2 separate regions of the Homo sapiens genome follow, and region 1 is linked to region 2. The links are chromatin loops, found by intact Hi-C in ENCODE. Cell type or tissue: ascending aorta. All regions are shown on one strand. Each heading gives the region's core, and the rest is flanking DNA. Links, peaks and the distances in the headings are about the cores only. Region 1 overlaps VPS13D (vacuolar protein sorting 13 homolog D). Region 2 overlaps VPS13D (vacuolar protein sorting 13 homolog D).

Region 1 (9,616 bases), core at 426-8,425, 180 kb after region 2:
CTGTATTGATTGCCCTCACTGGAAGGATATCTGCAGTGTATCAGCCACTGTATCCACAGCCCCTTCCCTGGGGGAAGAGTCCTCCATGCTGTACAGCAGACTCCCTGACATTTTCATAGAGTTCAAAGCTCAAGTTGGTTTGGTGCTGACATTCTGGATTAGCTGGTTGACTGGAAGGACTGCTTCTTTCTATACACTGTGAAATTTGTAAACCGCAGCAGCTGAGGGCTTAACATGGCCGACAAGCTCCAGCTGGCAGCAATTAAATATACCGCAGACCTTTGGCCAAACAAAGGTTTGTGGAGGCAGAGTTGCTGCATGTGCGCTGAACAGACTCCTAGGTTGAGTGTTGGTTCATAAGAGATGCTGTCGACTAAGGAGAGGTGAGTGGGTGGATTTTGGCCACCTCTTGTTCGGTGATCCATTGTCCCCAGAATTATTGTATCAAGACCCTGCCCAAGTAGCAGCAAAGGTGGTCAGAGGAAAGGAACAAAGCCACCAGGGAGGCCGCAGGCCTAACAGTGGTGGGCCTGAGTCGTTTAGACGTTGATCTGCTGCTGTAGCACCAATGGCAGGATCTGCAGCTACTCCACTTTTTTAAATTTATTAATTTATGTATTTATTGGGTACCACTATGCTGTAGGCTATAGGCTGAAAGGAGAAGATGGGAATGAAAAAACAATAAGAAGACATTTAATATCCATTCAAGCAGCAAAGATTCAAGAGTCTAGACCAGTGCTATCCAAAATACAATTTAAATTTAAAATTCAGTCCTTTAGTTACACTGGCCACATTTCACATGCTCAGTAGCCACACGTGGTCAGTAGCTATGTATTGGACAGTGCTGTCCTAGACAATACCAAGTGTTGGATATAGATCGCTAGGGCCCCTTAAATGCCTCATTGGCAGGAATGTAAAAATGGTTCAGCCACTTCGAACGCAGTTTGGATTATCTTGTTAAGTGAACGTTTATATCTTGTGAGCCAGCAAATTCCCCCTAGATAGATTCTCAAAGTTCACCAGGAAACACGTACAGGAATGTTCATAATAGCATCATTTGTAATAGCAGAACCTGGAAGAAACCCATGTGCCATCAACAGGAAGATGGATATATCATGGGATAGTCATACAATGGAATATGAACAAAGCAGAGACATGGTGAATTAATCATGGCTACACACAAAAGAATACCTGAATCTTAGCAATGTGACAGCGACATCCTTTTTCAAAAGCCCAAAACTAAACCCAAAGAACATAACAAGAATGTACTGGAGCATCCTTTGAAATGTGGTAAGGCTACATAAAAAAGAAAAGCACAGGAATGAGAAACACAAGATTCAGAACAGCGGCTGCCTTAGTTAAAGGAGGAACAGGGATTTGGGGTGGCAGAAGACCAACTTGTGGTCCACGATTGAGTGATGGAGTTTTTTTTTTTTTGCTTTCACAGATGTTTATTTCAAATAAATAAAGAGAGCCCAATGATGAGAGTGGGCCTTGAACTGAGGATAATAAGCCCAGTCCTAAAGACCAGTTATTAAAAAAAAAAAAAAAAAAGGACTGGCCGGGTGCGGTGGCTCACGCCTGTAATGCCAGCACTTTGGGAGGCCGAGGCGGGTGGATCACGAGGTCAGGAGACCATCGTGGCTAACACGGTGAAACCCCGTCTCTAATAAAAATATAAAAAAATTAGCTGGGCATGGTGGCGGGCGCCTCTAATCCCAGCTACTCGGGAGGCTGAGGCAGGAGAATGGCATGAACCTGGGAGGCAGAGCTTGCAGTGAGCCAAGATTGCACCATTGCACTCCAGCCTGGGTGACAGAGCGAGACTCCATCTCAAAAAAAAAAAAAAAAAAAGACTAGAGTCCTTTCCCTCCAGGTGCTCATAGGCTTACTGGAACATACAGGAAAGTCACTTAAAAATGGACACACTGTCACTGAGCATGAACAAATGTAGGACTGCTGTTACATGGTCATACTCGTTTAAAAGGCCTACTTGAACGTACAGTGTCACATCAACAGATGAAGAAAACAGCGTCGTCACACAGTGGCCTGGGCTGAAGAACTTCACTTTAAACTTTTTGCTGGCTTACGAGGTTTGAAAACACTAGCTTACTGTTAGCTTTTTACATTATTTTAGTAATTCTTTAAGATTGGAACTAAATTTGTTCATATGCAGTGACTTCAAATACTCTCCCCCTACCCACAGCCTACCAACTTGGACCTGAGAAGGTAAATTTTTAGTTGAGTTTTAGAGAAGAAAGAAGAGTTTTTCAGGCACTGACATTGATGAGGTGATACAGGAGTGGGGGGAAAATTCCTTTAATCCAGCTTTCTGCTTCTAGGAAGAGTATGCCTTCTGGAAGTCCTTGTATTCATAAGACTGTAACAGAAGATGTTTCCTTTTAGGGTAAAATTGAACTCATCTGTCTTTTCTTCCATGTTGATGTGAAAAATTAGCCTTGAATGCCACAGTGAGCTCCCCTAGTCAGCAGTGTTGAGCACTGAATCCAACCTTGCCCTTGATATTATTTGATCAAAAGTCAAGAACCCTGGAAATGGGAAGATAGTTTGTGGCCTGTTGTGAAGACAGTCAAGAAAAGAAACATAATGATAGTCAGTGTGTATCCTCAGGGGAGCCACTCTGCTTTTGTATTCTCTGATGTTTTGGTGGGTTTGCAGTTTACAGGTTAAAAAATAATGTATTGGGAGTGGGGGTGAGGTTGGATCACTGAAACCTGGGTAAGGCTCTGAGGGAGTCCACTGAGTCAGGAAATAACTGTTTACACTAGAAAGCTGTTTGATCGTGTGAGAAGATCAACAAGGTGAGCCCTTTACTCCCATTCTCAACTATTCTGGAGCTGTCATGAGATTAAATTTTTAAGAGCTCGGGTCCAGAAACAAGCCATCTTTCGTTGGCTTCTCTGGCTTCCTCGGATCCACCAGAGGCATTTAGGACTTCAGCAAGTTTTCTCCTGCCTGGTAGCATGTTTTCCCTCAGCTTTGAGTACTAATGAAAATCCTGCTTCATGTAAGGGAAAGGCCTGTCATCAGTGTCCGCTTCAGGACACTGCCGTCATGTCCCTTTCTGTGTTTTGATCAGTGGGGCAGACAGAGACAGCCTTGTCCTTTCTGTCAGGAAGATGGGGTTCTAGCTGCTTCATATTTTGCCTCAATGTTGATTTTGCTTTCAGGGCTCAAAATCCTTAGTCTTCAAACTCTCCACCAAAGCTTGCATACTGGCCTTCCTGTTTAGCTCAATTAATGGCCCTTATACCGTCTGCCAGCCACCAGGCACTCACTCGTTTATTCGGCTTATCCTGACTGCTGCTCTACCATAAACCAGACACTGTTCTCCATCCCAGGAATGCAGTGAATGAAACAAATTCCCCCTCTCCTGGAGCTTCCAGTCCACATGGGAGCCAAGCAGTAAATAACATGTTTATCCACCTGGGATGGAAAGCAAATGTGCTTTGAGCAGATGACTGACTTGATGTAACTTACCTTTTTTTTTTTTTTTTTTGAGACAGAGTCTTGCTCTGTCGCCCAGGCTGGAGTGCAGTGGCAGGATCTCGGCTCACTGCAAGCTCCGCCTCCCAGGTTCATGCCATTCTCCTGCCTCAGCCTCCTGAATAGCTGGGACTACAGGCGCCCGCCACTCCCCCGCCCACCCCAGCTAATTTTTTGTATTTTTAGTAGTATTTTTAGTTTCACCGTGTTAGCCAGGATGATCTTGATCTCCTGACCCTGTGATCCATCCGCCTCGGCCTCCCAAAGTGCTGGGATTACAGGCGTGAGCCACTGCGCCCGGCCGATGTAACATCTTTTGAAAGGGCCATTCTCATTGCCATGAGGAGAGTGGACAAGGATGGAAGGAAAGAGAACAAATTATGAGACTACTGTAATAATATATTACAAATCCAGGGATCCTTTGTTAGTTATGATCGAGATGGAGAAATAGTCAGATTTGGGATATATATTGAATTTGAGCCTGCAGGCCTCCCAGTTGATTGGGGAAGATATGTTGAGACGAGTCTGAATCAAACCTTACGTTGAAAGTGATGAGGAAGCAGACCCTGCCATATTCCTCTTGGAGAGCCTTTGGGCTTCTACCATGTAGCCTGACAGAGAGGTCAGCAGGACTGCCCTGGGGAAAGGATACTTTATTAGCCTGTGTAGGCAGTTATTGGAATGACAGCAAGTGCTTTGCTAGGCAAGGAGATAAGAACAGAGCTCTGCTACGTGGAGAGGCACGCCAAGCTCCTTCCCCCAACCCCGCTGCCTGCAGAGGTTACCAGCATCCTCTCGGCAGCAGTCGTCCAGCTTCTCTCCTGATGGGTTAGCAGCGGCCCCTCTACCGCCCTCCCCACTTTCGATCGATATTTGGGCTCTGAGTAGCCAACTGTAAGCCTGCGTCTTGAAGGAAAAATTGAGACTGGCGGGGTATGTGAGTGTGTGATATAAACACAATGGGTTTTTTACTCTTTCCCTTAGTGCAGATCATTGAAACTTCTATAAAGTCTCTGTAATACCCTTAGAGAGTACAATTAATAGTACTGAAGACGTCCTTATAACTGAACTTTTGTAAAATTATTGCTGGATTTTTGTCTTTCCAGCACACATTAAACCTCACCAAGGTATGGGGCTGTCCTTCAGATGTCACAGCCTGATGAACTGAGTGCTGACCTGGCTTTGGGAGCACTTTTCAGTTATCCCAGCTGTGCATGGCCCATTGCATGGCCTGTGACAATTTTCTGGGGTTGTTTCTGTCCATATTTCCAACCTGACTTGCCCACCAGGGCACTTTCTGCCCTTGTAAGTAAATCTCTATGCTGCTTACTGTTAGTTCCTGTTTCTGAAGTGCTGATTCGATGTGTAAGGCTTCTCCTCTCTTTTAGATCTGTCTAGAGAGGAGTGTTTTGCTTCAGTGAGCTCCAGGAACAAATAATAAGTACAGCAAGTACAAGGCCGAGGACAGACCCAGTGCACTCTTATCAGTCATCTGAAATATGCACAGCCTTTCCAAGACAAATGTGCACTCCTGTTTCTAGGAAAACACCAGAAAGTACTTACCAATTACCCTGTATATGCTGTGTGGAAAAAGACAACATCAGCCTACCCTGAAAGCCATAACAAAGCAGATTCCTCCGGGCCGCCGACAGCTGAGTGGCCCGAGTTAGAGCCTCTGCAGAATCCCAGCCTGTGGCCTGGGCCAGGTCCAGGTCCAGGTCCAGGTCCAGGTCCAGGTCCAGGTCCAGGGGGCATTCTTCCCCTCGCATGATTACCACGTCCCTCACCCTTTGCCCAAGGAACTGACCTCATCTTAGAAGAAGTCTCAAGGGTTGGTGTGTTCTTACTAAGTGCCCAGGATTTTCTTCCAGACCCATCACAAATCCAAAGATGGCTCTCCTGAAGAGAGGCCTAAAAAAGAGGGTGCGGCCCAGGGGGATCTATTATAGTAATAACCGCAGGAACGAGAGCCGCCGCTGGTGGGCAGCTCACCATCCGCCAGGAGCAGGCTTGGCGGGCACTGTTTTATTTGGTCTTCACAGCAGTCCTCTAAGGTAGGTGTCATCGTCCTGTTTCAGAGAGAAAACGGAAACTGAGGGTTAAGGAAGGTAACCAACTTATCCATGATCACATGGCCAGAAAATGGTAGAGGCAGGATTCAAAGTCAAATGAGGGTCTTTAACCGCTATTTCATGGTGTATTCACAGGCAGTACTGTAGGTTAATTCTGTTCACTAAATGTAAAGTATGTCTCGTATTACAGAGTGCTTTTGTCTTAGTGAGAAAGGAAAATCATTTTAACCTGCACACTTAACCTCTTGGCTTTATGTCCATTTACCCATCTAGGACTCAAGCACAGAGGGTTCGGAAACCGCGTTGCTGCACGGGGCCCCAGGGGCTGCTTCCCCGATATTCTGAGAGCCAGGCGGAAGGACAGGAGCAGCTCTTCAAACTCACAGACAACATACAGGACGAATTGTAAGTTAGAGCATGGGAAACCAGCCCTGTGGGTCTACTGAGTTGCCTCTTCTTTTGATCCTGAGAAGTCTCCATCTGATCTGAGTTATTTTCATGACTCTTGGACCTTAGATCTGGTCAAAGAATTCCTTGCCCCAAATGTTTTTTAGATTTAGATATAACTGATGCTAAACAGCCTTTTACTCAAAGCAGTGGTTCTCAACTGTGTGCCATAGCCTGGCCTTAGTGTTTTGTTTCTAGAAAATGACAGTCTCTTTCTAGTTAGTTCAAAGAGAGAAGATCATGAATAAAATGTTCTCAATTTTAAGGTTTTTCTCCTGTAAAAATTTCTTAAAGTTTGATATCCCATTTTTGCCGCAGAATGCTAGCAAAACAAAACAGAAAAACAAATAGCAAACAACTAATAGTTGGACATTTTGGAAATGTATTTTTCGTAAGATTGCTTCGTTACTCTTTAAATATGGAGCCTTATATACCTTGTCATATCTTCAGTTAGTGATATTATTCCTAGTTGACACGGTAGAGTTAAGTATTTCACTATTTTAGGATATTTTGCAGAGATCCTTGTAGCATGAAAGTGCTCTATAACCTGAATAGGTGTTAGAACCACCAGCCCACAGAAAGCAGTTAGTTGTGTCTGGGAGTAGCAAAATACTAGATTAATTTCTTCTGATGCTTATTTGCCATCTCCTTTAAGGTAAAGCGAGCGTGGGGGATTCTGAGTGCTGTGGGTGTTTTTCGGTGGGTGGAGGAATGTCTGAAATAGACGTCAACTGTCAGGATAGTCTTCAGAGTCATTGTTAGGGACAGTGTTAAGTAGATCTCATCTCATAGTTTCATGGTAGTATTTGAATGGGGATATCAAAAGCCAACTCCAGAAGGTATTTGTTGCTTGCCGGATAGAATGGCATCTTCCTACATGTGCCTTGTGTGACCCCTGTGGTGTTATTAGAAGGTCTCTTGAAGATGGAGTTGTACTTTCTTGTTTCGTCTACTTGGGTTGCCATTATAAAATATGATAGGCTGGGCAGCTTAAGCAACAGAAATTTGTCTTCTCACAGTTCTAAAGGCTGAGAGGTCCAGGATCAAGGCATCTTCTGATTCTGCTGCTGCTGGGGGTTCTCTTCCTGGCTTGCAGATAGCCCTCTTCTCACTGTGTCCCCACATTGCAGAGAGAGAGGGGGAGCTCTCTGGTGTCTCTTATAAGGGTACTAATCCTATCAGCTCAGGGCCCCAACCTTATGACTTAATTTAACTGTAATTACTTTCTTACTCCAAATGGTCACATTGGGGTTAGGGCTTCCACATATGAATTGGCGGGGAGGGGGTAACTCTGTCCACAGCAGGTGTTGCTAATAGGTTCTGCCGTTTCAGTCCAGTGCCCAGAGTGCCCATCAGTTCACTCCAGAACTGCTCCAGTTCATTCCTTGGGGCAGGGATTTGGTACCATGACTGCTCTTGATATTGCTTTGTAGATGGAACTTTTAGCCTTTGGATGGGGGGTCTAGAGACCCCCCATCCAAATTTCTCAGGTCTGGCAGGATGTGGTGCAGAGTCTACTACAATGGCAGCCCTGTGAGGCTGGGATTTTTGCCTGTTCCATTCAGGAAAGAATCCTCAGCACATAGAACAGTGCCTGGCATCTAATAGGTACCCAGTACATATAGCCAGATAGCTGCAGTTCAGCATTTGTGTTCACATGCGTCCATTTTCCATTCATTTGGGGGTTTTTTAGTCACAGGCTAAATGAGATTATAAATTATTGCATGTTTTCTTTTCACTTTCCTCCCCAACTCACCTCTATTCAAGTCGAACTATCTCTGGTCACTGTGAAATTTGTTTGCAATAGAAGAAATTGCGTGGTACAGCCAACATAGGACTGCTCCCAGTGAGATACACACATTGAAAAACAGAGCCAGAGAGAGCTAAAAACTGGAATCGAAATGAAATCAGTAAAATAGCTTTCATGAAACTCATGAAATTCATATGAACTAGGAAGAGATATTGGCATGAATGAATTTTGACTTTAAAGATGAAAACCATGTGTCTCCACCCAAGTTGTGGGTTAAATCTTGCCAATGAATGCTGAAGGAGGCACGTGACCACGGCCTTCCCAAGTGTACAAGGAAGAAGCCATCAGGGAGTGTGTCGCATGTTCCTCTGAAGTGTCCTCAGTTGTCAGCCTGGGTCTTCGCGGTGGAGTGAACATTACACTCATCACTCTGCAAGAAAGGAGTTTTCAGGAAAAGCCCACGAGCGCCAAATTATACCTCTGACTTTTATCCTAGATTTGTAATTAAAAACATGTTTAAAGACCTAATTATTTGCGTATTTCCCTTCAGAGTTAACCCCTTTAAAGGATCTTTAATACCTTGCTCTACTGTTCTGACTAAATGTTTCCACATTTTTTTCCAGTTAGGCTCACTGTTTCACTTCTGGAAAATATTGTGTAATTATTTCCCGATGGAGTGAAAACCCCACGAAGTCCCCAGTGCCTTGGTGACTTCAACTTTATTCTCCCAGATCGAGTTGCATTTAATTTTGTCATTCTATTTAATTAATTAATATTAAAAAGATAGTTACCAACGTATGATTTCTGGTCTGGCCAGCTGAAAAGTCTTCACTTTCAAATTAATCATATATTCCTCTGATAAGTTGCACAATTGTCATTGCTTCCCATCTTTCTCAGTTTTGGTTTTGAAACAGGATCTGGATTAAGATGATGTTAAAGTAAAATTTGTCCTATATGGTGAAATTAATTTTTCTTTCTAACTCATGTCTCATTTGTAGCCAGAAACTCATTTTCTTTTTTTTAAGGTACCTATTTTATTTCTAATACTGCATCACCTATAACGGTGCACACCAGGCTGGTGAGCAGTAGGGTGGCTCCTGCCTTTTAAAAAATGCTCATGAGCAACCCACATGACCTACGAAGCTGCTCTAATGTACTGCTTTCTGGAATTAAGACAATTTAAATTGTACTTTTAAAATATAGTTTTAGAAAGTAACATTTATGGGATTTTTTAAATACAGAAAAGTATAAAAAATAAAAGTACCCTATGCATCCACCAGCCAGATAAGTTGTTCCTCTTTTCAATTTTTTGTAGAGATGAGGTCTCGCCATGTTGCCCAGGCTGGTCCGAACTCCTGGCCTCAAGTCATCCTCCCACCTCAGCCTCCCAAAGAGCTATGAGGCCAAAGTGGGAGGATCGCTTGAGGCCGGGAGTTCAAGACCAGCCTGAGCAACATGGCAAAACCCCATCCATACAAAAGTTAGCCGGGCATGGTGGCACACACCTCTATCCCCAGCTACTTGGGAAGCTGAGGTGGGAGGATGGTTTGAGCCTGGGAGGTCAAGGCTGCAGTGAGCTGAGATCACGCCACTGCACTCCAGCCTGGGTGACAGAGTGAGACCCTGTCTCAAAAAGATACTCATATGCATGGTTAGCAAATCCAAGAGTATAGAAGAAAATAAAATCAAGAGTAAAAGTCTCTTTTCTTATCTACTTTGTAAACATGCTGTTTACGATTTTTGTATCTTGTCTCCTTGAGAAATTTCACAGAGAGAGAGCAATCAGGAAAATTTTTGAGCGCACCATATAATATTGATTCTAATAGCATATCATTATAAA
Region 2 (9,616 bases), core at 1,050-9,049:
AAAAAAAAAAGAAAGAAAGAAAAACAGGTTTATTATTTGTATAGAGCATGATTTGAATCTCTTTTTGGCCACTCCCTTCACAGTTCTTGGTTTGGGCAAGTCATTTAATGTCACTTTTTTAGTTTCTTTCTGGATTAATGATACAACTTAGCTGTTCTCACTGGGATGTTTGTGTTTCAGTCTTACGTGTTATTCAAGTGCTCCCTGGCTGGTGTTCAGTTATGGTTGGCATGGGCTATATTTGGTTTTACTGGCTAAGCAGTCTTAAGAGGAGCTTCGTTATTTAGAAATTGAACACTTTGTTTTCTTTTCAAGCAATGCTTTCCAAAAAACAAAAAAAAAGCTTTCCTATTCAGCTTATCTAAACTTTCCCCACTCCCATCAGTGTTTCTGTGCAGATAATTGTATTCTGTTAGGCCTGATAGAAGGTGATGCTGAATGCAAGGTGTCCTGTCAGTCTCACACTGCACACACAGCAACCCGAGATGGCACTTGGTCAGCCGTCTCTGTTTTTCTTTGTTATTGCATCATTGTCTTTTAAAACTCTGTTGTATGTCGGCTTTTCTCTGCAGACAAAATAACTTTTCTTATATACCTCTGCCATTTCAAACACTAGCCCTCTCTATACTTAGAGCATAGTGTCTGTAGGATTCACAATGCCCAGTTCACCCATGGGAGGTTAGAGAAAGCTTTTTAGTATTGAGATGAGGTACAGATGTGTGCCCCTCCCCCTCTTCAACTTTACTTCTGTCCATCCCAGCTGAGATGACGAACCTATTCAGAGTTTATCCTCATGTCCCATCTGGGCTCAGTATGAAACACTGGTGTTTGCCTTTAGTTACCACTAAATCCAAAGAGTTAAATAAAGATCTTGGCATCTTTTCTTTATTGCTTTCCCAAGTGTAATATTTAAGCTCTTTGTGAGTCTCATGAGGTTTTCCTTATTAATAGATTAGTTACCTCATACTAGGTTTAAGGATTTCCCTCCCTCCATTTCTTGCTCCTTCCTTCCTTCCTTCCTTCCTTCCCTCCCTCCCTCCCTCCCTCCCTCCTTCCCTCCTTCCTTCCTTCCCTCCTTCCCTCCTTCCTTCCTTCCCTCCTTCCCTCCTTCCCTCCTTCCCTCCTTCCCTCCTTCCCTCCTTCCCTCCCTCTCTCCCTCTCTCCCTCCCACAGGGTCTCACTCTGTCACACAGGCTGGAATACAGTGGCACGATCACAGCTTACTGCACCCTTGACTTCCTGGGCTCAAGTGAACCCCCACCTCAGCCTCCTGAGTAGCTGGGACCACAAGTGCACACCACCATGCCCAGTTAATTTTTGCATTTTTTGTAGAGATGGGGTTTCACTATGTTGTCCAGGCTGGTCTCGAACTCCTGGGCTCAAGTGATCCTCCCACCTCAGCCTCCCAAAGTGCTGGGATTATAGGTGTGAGCCACCACACCTGGCCTGGTTTGAGGATTTTCTAAATGTAAATTTTGGGAGAAAAGGGGCTTTTTGTAGTTGAAGCATGACAGTCATATTAACTTGCTTCATTTGGAGCTACATGAAATTTTTGTCATTGGAAGTAGGAATTACCTACTTGATAATGTAGGTGAGTACATTTTAGCCCCGTTGTTTGGGCGTGAGCTATGTCAGTGTTAAGTTAGTGACTTGTCTGTGTAAGTGATCTTTTTTCTTTTTCATAGAGAAATAAGTCATACTGTGCCAGACATATCTATCCATGGCAATCTCTCCTCAGTCCACTGCTCTCTGGATCTGTATAAATACAAGCTGATCCGCGGCTTATTAGAGAACAACCTGGGAGAACCCATAGAGGAATTTATGCGGCCTTATGATTTACAAGATCCAAGAATTCATGTGAGTGAGACCTTATGTTCTTCTGTCACTCTCATAGTCTCAGCTGACGGTCACCCTGTGTATCTATTCCTCAAACTCACTTGGAGAAAGAAGGTGGAGCAACAAGCAAATTAGATTTCTTGGCGTATGAGCCTGTTTTTAGGATGGCATCATCAGCTGTGGATTGACGAGCATTTTCCTTTTGTAGACTGTCCTGAGTGGAGAAGTGTACACCTGTATGTGCTTCCTCATTGATATGGTGAATGTAAGTCTGGAGCTTAAAGATCCAAAAAGAAAAGAAGGTGCTGGGTCCCTAGCCAGGTATGCCTTTGATTATATTATTATACTGTTAGTAACAGTATCCAAATAATACACATGTTTTGCATTGACACAGAGCAGAGGTTGCAGAGTGGTGGCCCACAGATGGAATGTTGTCTGCAGAGTGTCTTTTGGTTGATCTACACAGTGCTTTTGAAAAGTTTAGATTCATGCTCTATCAGTCAACATAGGTTAGGTTATGCTGTAGTAACAGACAACCCCAAAGTATCAGTGACTTAAAACAGTGAAGATCTTTTTCTCCCTCATACTCTGTGACCATTGTGGGTCTGGGCTGCTCTGCTTGTTGTAGTCGCTTAGGGTGACAGAGCAGCTAGTGTTTTGATGTGCCAGCGGGAAAAATGAGCTCTGAATGGTGTTGAATGGCAACTAAATGCTCTGGCAGACTTTGTGGAACTAAAATATGGTCCCACACAGGGTGATGGAGTCAGAAAGTCCTGTCTTGCTGTGTGTCTGAGTAGTTACGGGGTGGGAGATGCAGAACCACTTGATGTGCAGCATTGATGCCTTGCTGGCCAACATTTTCAAAGTTAGGGGCTAGGCGCAGTGGCTCAGGCCTGTAGTCCCAGCACTTTAGGAAGCCAAGGAAGGAGGATTGCTTGAGGCCAGGAATTCCAGACTGGCCTGGGCAACATAGTGAGAGACCCTGTCTCTACAAAAAATTAAAAAACTAGCTGCGCATGGTGGTGCATGCCTGTAGTCCCAGCTACTCAAGGCGTTAAGGTGAGAGAATCACTTGAACCAGGAGATTGAGGCTGCAGTGAGCCATGATCACACCACTGCACTCCAGCCTAGGTGACAGCTGAAACCTGGTCCCTCCCGCCCCAAAAAGTTGCAGGATTTTATATAAAAGGTTTGTATTTAGCTTCTTTTGAAAAACTGGAAGCTTTGGCAATACTAGGTCCATGTTCTCACTTGGAAGCATCTGGAAGCGGAGTAGCAATTGCTCCCTTGAAATGGGGCATATGCTTACCTAGTCCTTCGCTTATTTCTGTCACTTCCTTAGTCAGTGTAAATGTATGAATTCGTGATTACTGGTGTGGAACTTTAAAAAGTGCATTTCACACTTAATAACCTTTTCATGTTGATCTCTTATCAGTCCTGTAAGCTGGGCGTACATCACTCTTTTCCAGATAGAGTTTCTGACTAGCTTAAGGTCGTATGACTGGGAAAGTGGTTTGGCATTTGAAAACAGGACTTCAAGGCCAGTGATTCCCTGCTGAAGCACTCTGTCTTCTAGTTAGTCTTTCTGTTGAAAGTCCGCCACGGTCTGTACCTAACTCAGCTGGTGAGAGCGTTGCATACTGAAACTGTGGTCCCACATTGGTGGTCTTGTGAGCTAGCAATTTTATTCTTTCCTTTTTTTTTTTTTTTTTTTTTTTTTTAAGACAGAATCTCTCTCTGTTGCCCAGGCGGGACTGCAGTGGTGCCATCTCGGCTCACTGCAACCTCCACATCCCTGGCTCAAGTGATCCTCCCACCTCAGCCCCACCGAGTAGCTGGGACTACAGGCATGAGCCACGTCACCCAGCGATTTTCTGTGATGATTGGCTGTGCCCTTAGTTTTTCTCAATATGGAATAATTCTGTATGTATTGTCATAATGGTACCGAGTAATTATGAATTCCTCATTGCAGCTTTCTCGGTTATGAAAAAACGATGGTTCCAAATGCATTTCCTGTTGGTAGATTAGTTGAATTATTCTCCATGTGAAGAGTATTATTTGTTCCCAGTACACTACAGCAGTTTCACATAAACAGTTGGACAGACCCTGGAGAGTGAAACATCCAGGCAAGCTAGAAGCTGACAGATGAAGGCCCAGAGGGACCCTTGACATCCTTTGGGGATATACAGCCTTCTTAGACTTCTGATGGGTCATGGGAATGATAACGGATTCAGAATATGTTAAACATGTGGTATTGTTACTTCTCATGCCGTTCCTATGAACAAGATCATCTCTTTGGAACTGGAAAAGTAAGATCCAAGGCACAGTGACACTAACTCCATTTTGAGGAGTCTATTAACAGAATCAACAAGAAAACTCAGAATGAAAGTTATTCTCCTTATGGGACTTAGATATATTTTTGATTTTGCTCGTTATCTCGAACTTATATACTTTTGTAAAATGGAAGAGTTGTGTTTCACATCTTGCTTGCTTTCTTTTCTCTCTTTTAGATTTGACTTCAAGAAATGCAAACTGCTCTATGAAAGTTTTTCCAACCAAACCAAGTCCATTAACTTGGTTTCCCATTCCATGATGGCTTTTGACACCCGTTATGCTGGGCAGAAGACCAGCCCTGGCATGACGAATGTGTTCAGCTGTATCTTTCAGCCCGCTAAGAACAGCAGCACCACCCAAGGGTCCATTCAGATTGAACTACATTTCAGGTAGCAGGTCCAGACCCTTCTCTGCCTTTCTTTGTGGAGACATTCCCTTTTGGGTCACGTCTTTGTTGGCTTTAGAACATCAAAAAACCAAGGAATCACTAGACAGATAAATAGATAATGGCTTAATCAGTGCAGTGTACTGTATATTAATGCATTATTCCTATAATCTTGCAGTTTCATTTATTGGCCAAAAGATGTCTCTGTTGCCTTTAAAAATAAAGTAGTTAAGAATTGAGCCTTAAAATCAATCTCCTTGTAAGCTGTAGACTGTTTTAATTTGTAAAGTGGCTTGGAGAAGGAAGAAATTATGCTGGTTTAAGGAAAAAAGTAAAAAGACTTTTGGTCTTTACAAATAATGGAAGGGAAGGTGGGTTTGACTTGAATTACCCATTCAAGTCTTACTGACTCATTATCCATGTATACATAGTTTTTACCTTTTTGAATTAGGTTATATTTTTCTTTCTGGTATTATGGGAGGCAGTGTTCTATATAGAAAGAACATATATTTTGGAATCAGACAGATCTGGGCTGAAAACCTTGCTCTCCTATTATCTAGCTATGTGTCCTTAGACAAGTTGTTTAGCCCCTTTGAGCCTCAACTTCCTCTTATATAAAATAGAAAATTACCTATACCCACCTCATGGGGTAGAGGTAATAATTAAAGTAATTCTGGCATATTGCTTGGCACAGTTGGCAGCTGTCATTGTTATGCTGATATAACATGTTGTTTTATGATATACCATTTGCTGATGTTATGGCTGAACATAGACCTTAAAACTGAAAAATTAGGCCTGGTCTAAAGAAGTCTTTCAGTGAAAACCCAAAAAGGAGACCCTCCCTTCTGTTAGTGCTTCATGTCATCAGACATGTTGTAAGTATAAACCACTAAGTAAAAAGATTGTGAAAAACTTTGTGTTTAAGCAAAAAACAGAACAAAAAGTCATCAGGATTATTCTTACATGTTTCTGTATGCCTGACATTTCAATGTGCTGTTCAGAATTCCCCAGGGTTTAGGTTTTGTTTTGTTTTTCGAGAGAGGTCATGATTTCTTCATATGCCTTTAGGAAATCTAGCAGAGTAGACATTTACATTTTTTTATGAACTTTAAAAGTTCAGGAGTAGGAATCCTAATTGCCTCTTATTGGGCCCTGCCATGAGCCAGGCACTTTAGCTACGCTCAGTATAATCCTGACAAGTCTGCAGAGGGGATGACTTCTTCCTCATTTTGCAGTTTCCAAGTTAGAAACTTGGATAAGGGTTAGTTCACTCTTCTAAGGTCACACAGCTCGTAGGTCAAGAAATCAGAGCTCAAACCTGGGTATGTGATGTTAAAGCCCATGATGTTTCCAACAGTCTTTGGACCTATCAGGTGTCTCGTCATTGGGCTGATTGCAGTCATGTGATAAGATGGCCCCATTTTGCAGTTCATTTGGTTGAAGATGTTTCCTTTGAACAAGAGGCTGGCATCTGTTTGTTCCATCTGGAGAAACATTTCTTTTTTTTTTTTGAGACGTAGTCTCACTCTGTCGCCTAGGCTGGAGTGCAGTGGCACGATCTCAGCTCACTGCAACCTCCGCCTCCCGGGTTCAAGTGATTCTCCTGTCTCAGCCTCCTGAGTAGCTGGGACTACAGGCTCCTGCCACCATGGCTGGCTAATTTTTGTATTTTTAGTAGAAACGGGGTTTCACCATATTGGCCAGGCTGGTCTCAAACTCCTGACCTTGTGATCTGCCCGCCTCAGCCTCCCAAAGTGCTGGGATTACAGGTGTGAGCCACCGTGCCCGGCCGAGAAACATTTCTTTTTGAGTTTACTTTATTATTATTGATCTGGCTTCTTAGACTGTCAGGTAGTTGTCTCCTTCTTATCATATTTTTAATATACAGGGAGCCTGGAAATATTTGTGTATTATAGGTGTATAATTGGAGTCAAATAATAAAGCCTTACCTTGGCTCTTGCTAACAGAAATACTATTGTTAGCAAGAGGAGTGAAATGTTCTTTAGATGGGAATTTTTGAACGCCTTTCGTGTCTGAAGAAGAATTACTCTTCTGTTGGGATCTTGTGTGTCAAATATAAATCACTTCACAGTGTTTAAAGGCTTGAAATATTTTCCAGAAAAGGGATCCAACACACTGTGACTTTCCAGTTAAATACAGAACTCTGACAATCTATGTTCAAAATGGGGTGGAAAAATTTTACTGAGGGCAACATTTTTTCTCCATTACACAAGAGTAGAGTGTTTCTGTGAAAAATGCTGTGTCTGTAAGAAGGAGCCATGCATCATGCTGCCCTTTTACTAGAGGCAGTGAGCCAGGTTTAGGGGAAATGAGGAGCAGAGAAACCAGCCTCAGAAATATTTCCAAGTTAGCTTTTCCCACATAGGAATACCTTTTATGTCAGGGAACCAGGTACATGTAGTAGCTACAACCCCAGAGTCGCTTTTGGGCTTACGGAACCAAGTTCAACCCAGAAAACCGCATTCAAGTGCTCCAGCCCCTGTTTCTCTTGTCCTACTCATCTGAGGCCTTATCCATTAGTAGGCTGGGCCTGCTGATGTACTAATAGGGCCTGGATGAAGCCCCTGACTGCATCATGGTTTGAAGTCAGGCCTGAGAGTCCTCGCTGGGTTTTCACGTCAAATGTAGACTTCGGAGCAATGGCAACTTGTCCCCCCACCCCCACCCCAACTCTACCTCTAGGTTACTTAGGGGACATTTATCCCTGGTAAATGTCATCTTACTTGTTCTCCTCGGGCCAAAAGATCTGGGCTGTCAGGTCAGTTTCAATTAGAGAAACAATCTAGTACTAGTGTGTGTAAACTTGGTATTATTTATAAAGAAATGATCCTAGACGTCAAAGAAGGAGTGCCTCATTGATCTTCTTGAAATAGCCCATAGGGAAAGAAAGTGACATTTATCAAATGACTGCTTTGTGCCTGGTGCTTTATTTCTTATCATATTAATATTCTTCATTTTATAAGTAGGGAAACAGGCTGAGAGAAGGTAGGTGGCTTTCGTAAGATAACACAGCTCGTAAATGGCAGTATTTAAGTCTGCGTCTCTGACTTCAAAGCCTGTGCTCTTTATCATACCAGAATTTCTTGACCTTAGCACTATCAACGTTTTGGGTCAGATAATTCCTTATTATGGGGCTGTCCTGTACATCGTGGGTTAGTTAACAGCATCCCTGGCCTCTACCTATACTAGATAGCAATAGCAACCCCCTCTAGTTGCAATTGCAATTGAAATGTGAATAAAAAATGTCTCCAAGGGCCAGGTGCAGTGGCCCACATCTGTAATCCTAGCACTTTGGGAGGCTGAGGCGGGAGGATCACTTGATCCCAGGAGTTTGAAGTTACAGTGAGCTGTGATCGTGCCACTGCATTCCAGTCTGGGCAACAGAGTGTGACCCTGTCTCTTAAAAAAAAAAGAAAAGAAATAATGTCTTCAGGGGAGCAAAACCATCTGATTGAGAACCACTGAGCTATACTACCTATGCTGCTTTCTTATAAAATGTTCCTTGTTGTTTAAAAATATGATTAACTTATTATACTGAATGTGTTATTAAACCAGTAATACACTGAATGTGTTATTCAACCAGTGTTCAAAGTTTACTGATACTCAAAGCAGGCAGTTTGGAAAATACCGGAATACCACCTGCCAAAACTGAGCAGTACATTTGCAGGTTATTGAAATAACCATGTTTCTTTTTTCCTATTTATTTTCTCCTGTCTTCTTTTTATAGATCTACCAAGGATTCCTCCTGCTTTACAGTAGTTCTCAACAATCTCCGTGTGTTTCTCATATTTGACTGGCTACTGTTAGTCCATGATTTTCTCCACACTCCCAGTGATATTAAGAAACAAAATCATGTTACTCCTTCTCGCCACCGTAACTCTAGCAGCGAATCTGCTATAGTTCCCAAAACTGTGAAGAGTGGAGTAGTTACCAAGCGGTCTTCCCTTCCTGTGTCCAATGAAAGGCACCTGGAGGTCAAGGTCAATGTAACAGGTGATTATATGTGGGTGTGATTCATTGGTGCTTAGTTTGGATGTTAGGCTCAATATCTGCCTTACAGGATGATTGCTCTTTTGCCTCCCATTTTTCACGTGAGCACTTACACATTTGCCTCTTTTACAGACCTGCAAGCATCAGAGGTCTTGGCCTCCATTTTCAGGTGGGAGCTGTCTGGCCCACTGAAGACTGCGGGGTCGCTTGTCCCTGTCCCCTGCCTGCCTAGTGCTTGTGTCTGGCCCGAGCACCCGCCTGGGCAGTGGTCTTTTTTTTTCCAGTGTACAGTCTGTCTGTAATTTGCCGTTTGATCTTTAGGGCCCTAACAGATGTGGTTTATGGAGTTTAGGCAAGTTTCGTATGTGAAAACCTCAGTTTTGAAGATAAGTAAGTGAGGAGATTTTTATTTTCATTACAAAAAGAATATTTTTCTTTGTATAGATGAATTTACTATGGCATTTGTTGACTAGCGAACTCATCTAGTGCATCTGTATGTATTTGTGTATTTATTGTTATGTTTCTGATACCTGTACCTGCTTCTCAGTGATTTTGATGAAGCTGGCTAGCACAATGCGTTTTACATGAGTTCAGTTACAAGCTTGATCTGTATATGGTTTTTGATAAAAACACAGTTTAAAGCAGAGTGAATTTACTATTAAATATATACACATAAGTTGAAAACTTACTGATTTCAAAAATCTCGATATTAAATTGGTCTGTTCTTTGTAAACAACCTTGTAAATAGCTACTTAGATGCATAGTGCCTGACCAGCATTAGTAGCTGAGTCTTCTCCCTGGAATTTTCAGTCAGGTCATCACTTAGAGAAAGGATGATTTTGTGAACTTCTGAATATCTCCTAGGCCTCCCAGGAGAACTGGGGTGCAGTTTCTCTGTCTAGTTTAGAAATATTCTAAAGAGAGAAATCACATCCCAGTCTTTCCTGCTGCTGCAGAGCTCTGTTGGTTCAGCTGCATGTGGCCAGATGCAGAGTATTGGTTCAGGATGACACTGTTAGTAAATGTCAGCAGACATTTTGGAGAAAAATC

The links. A loop is a pair of places that touch in the nucleus more often than their neighbours do. Peaks named below come from ENCODE experiments on the same cell type or tissue, not always from the same donor. Only the 100,000 strongest peaks of a DNase experiment are listed, where the experiment ranks them.
Region 1: it touches region 2 in a loop (2.4-fold over the local background); 2 of 110 quality-filtered maps call a loop at or near these places.

What each region holds. Positions count from the first base shown.
Region 1 is chr1:12,491,648-12,501,263 of GRCh38, forward strand. VPS13D (vacuolar protein sorting 13 homolog D) reads left to right here. Exons shown (of 70, transcript NM_015378.4): 68 at 5,853-5,984. Among named protein-coding and RNA genes, the nearest start is that of SNORA59A, 11 kb to the right of the region's middle. RefSeq lists an enhancer at 5,314-5,814. In ascending aorta, for the core only: no CTCF peak of the experiment used is centred there; a DNase peak (open chromatin) is centred at 5,074; H3K27ac peaks cover 6,101 bases.
Region 2 is chr1:12,309,769-12,319,384 of GRCh38, forward strand. It overlaps VPS13D (vacuolar protein sorting 13 homolog D), which reads left to right. Exons shown (of 70, transcript NM_015378.4): 28 at 1,686-1,857; 29 at 2,045-2,157; 30 at 4,347-4,559; 31 at 8,304-8,569. Among named protein-coding and RNA genes, the nearest start is that of VPS13D, 85 kb to the left of the region's middle. In ascending aorta, for the core only: a CTCF peak has its summit at 4,731; a DNase peak (open chromatin) is centred at 6,883; H3K27ac peaks cover 4,437 bases.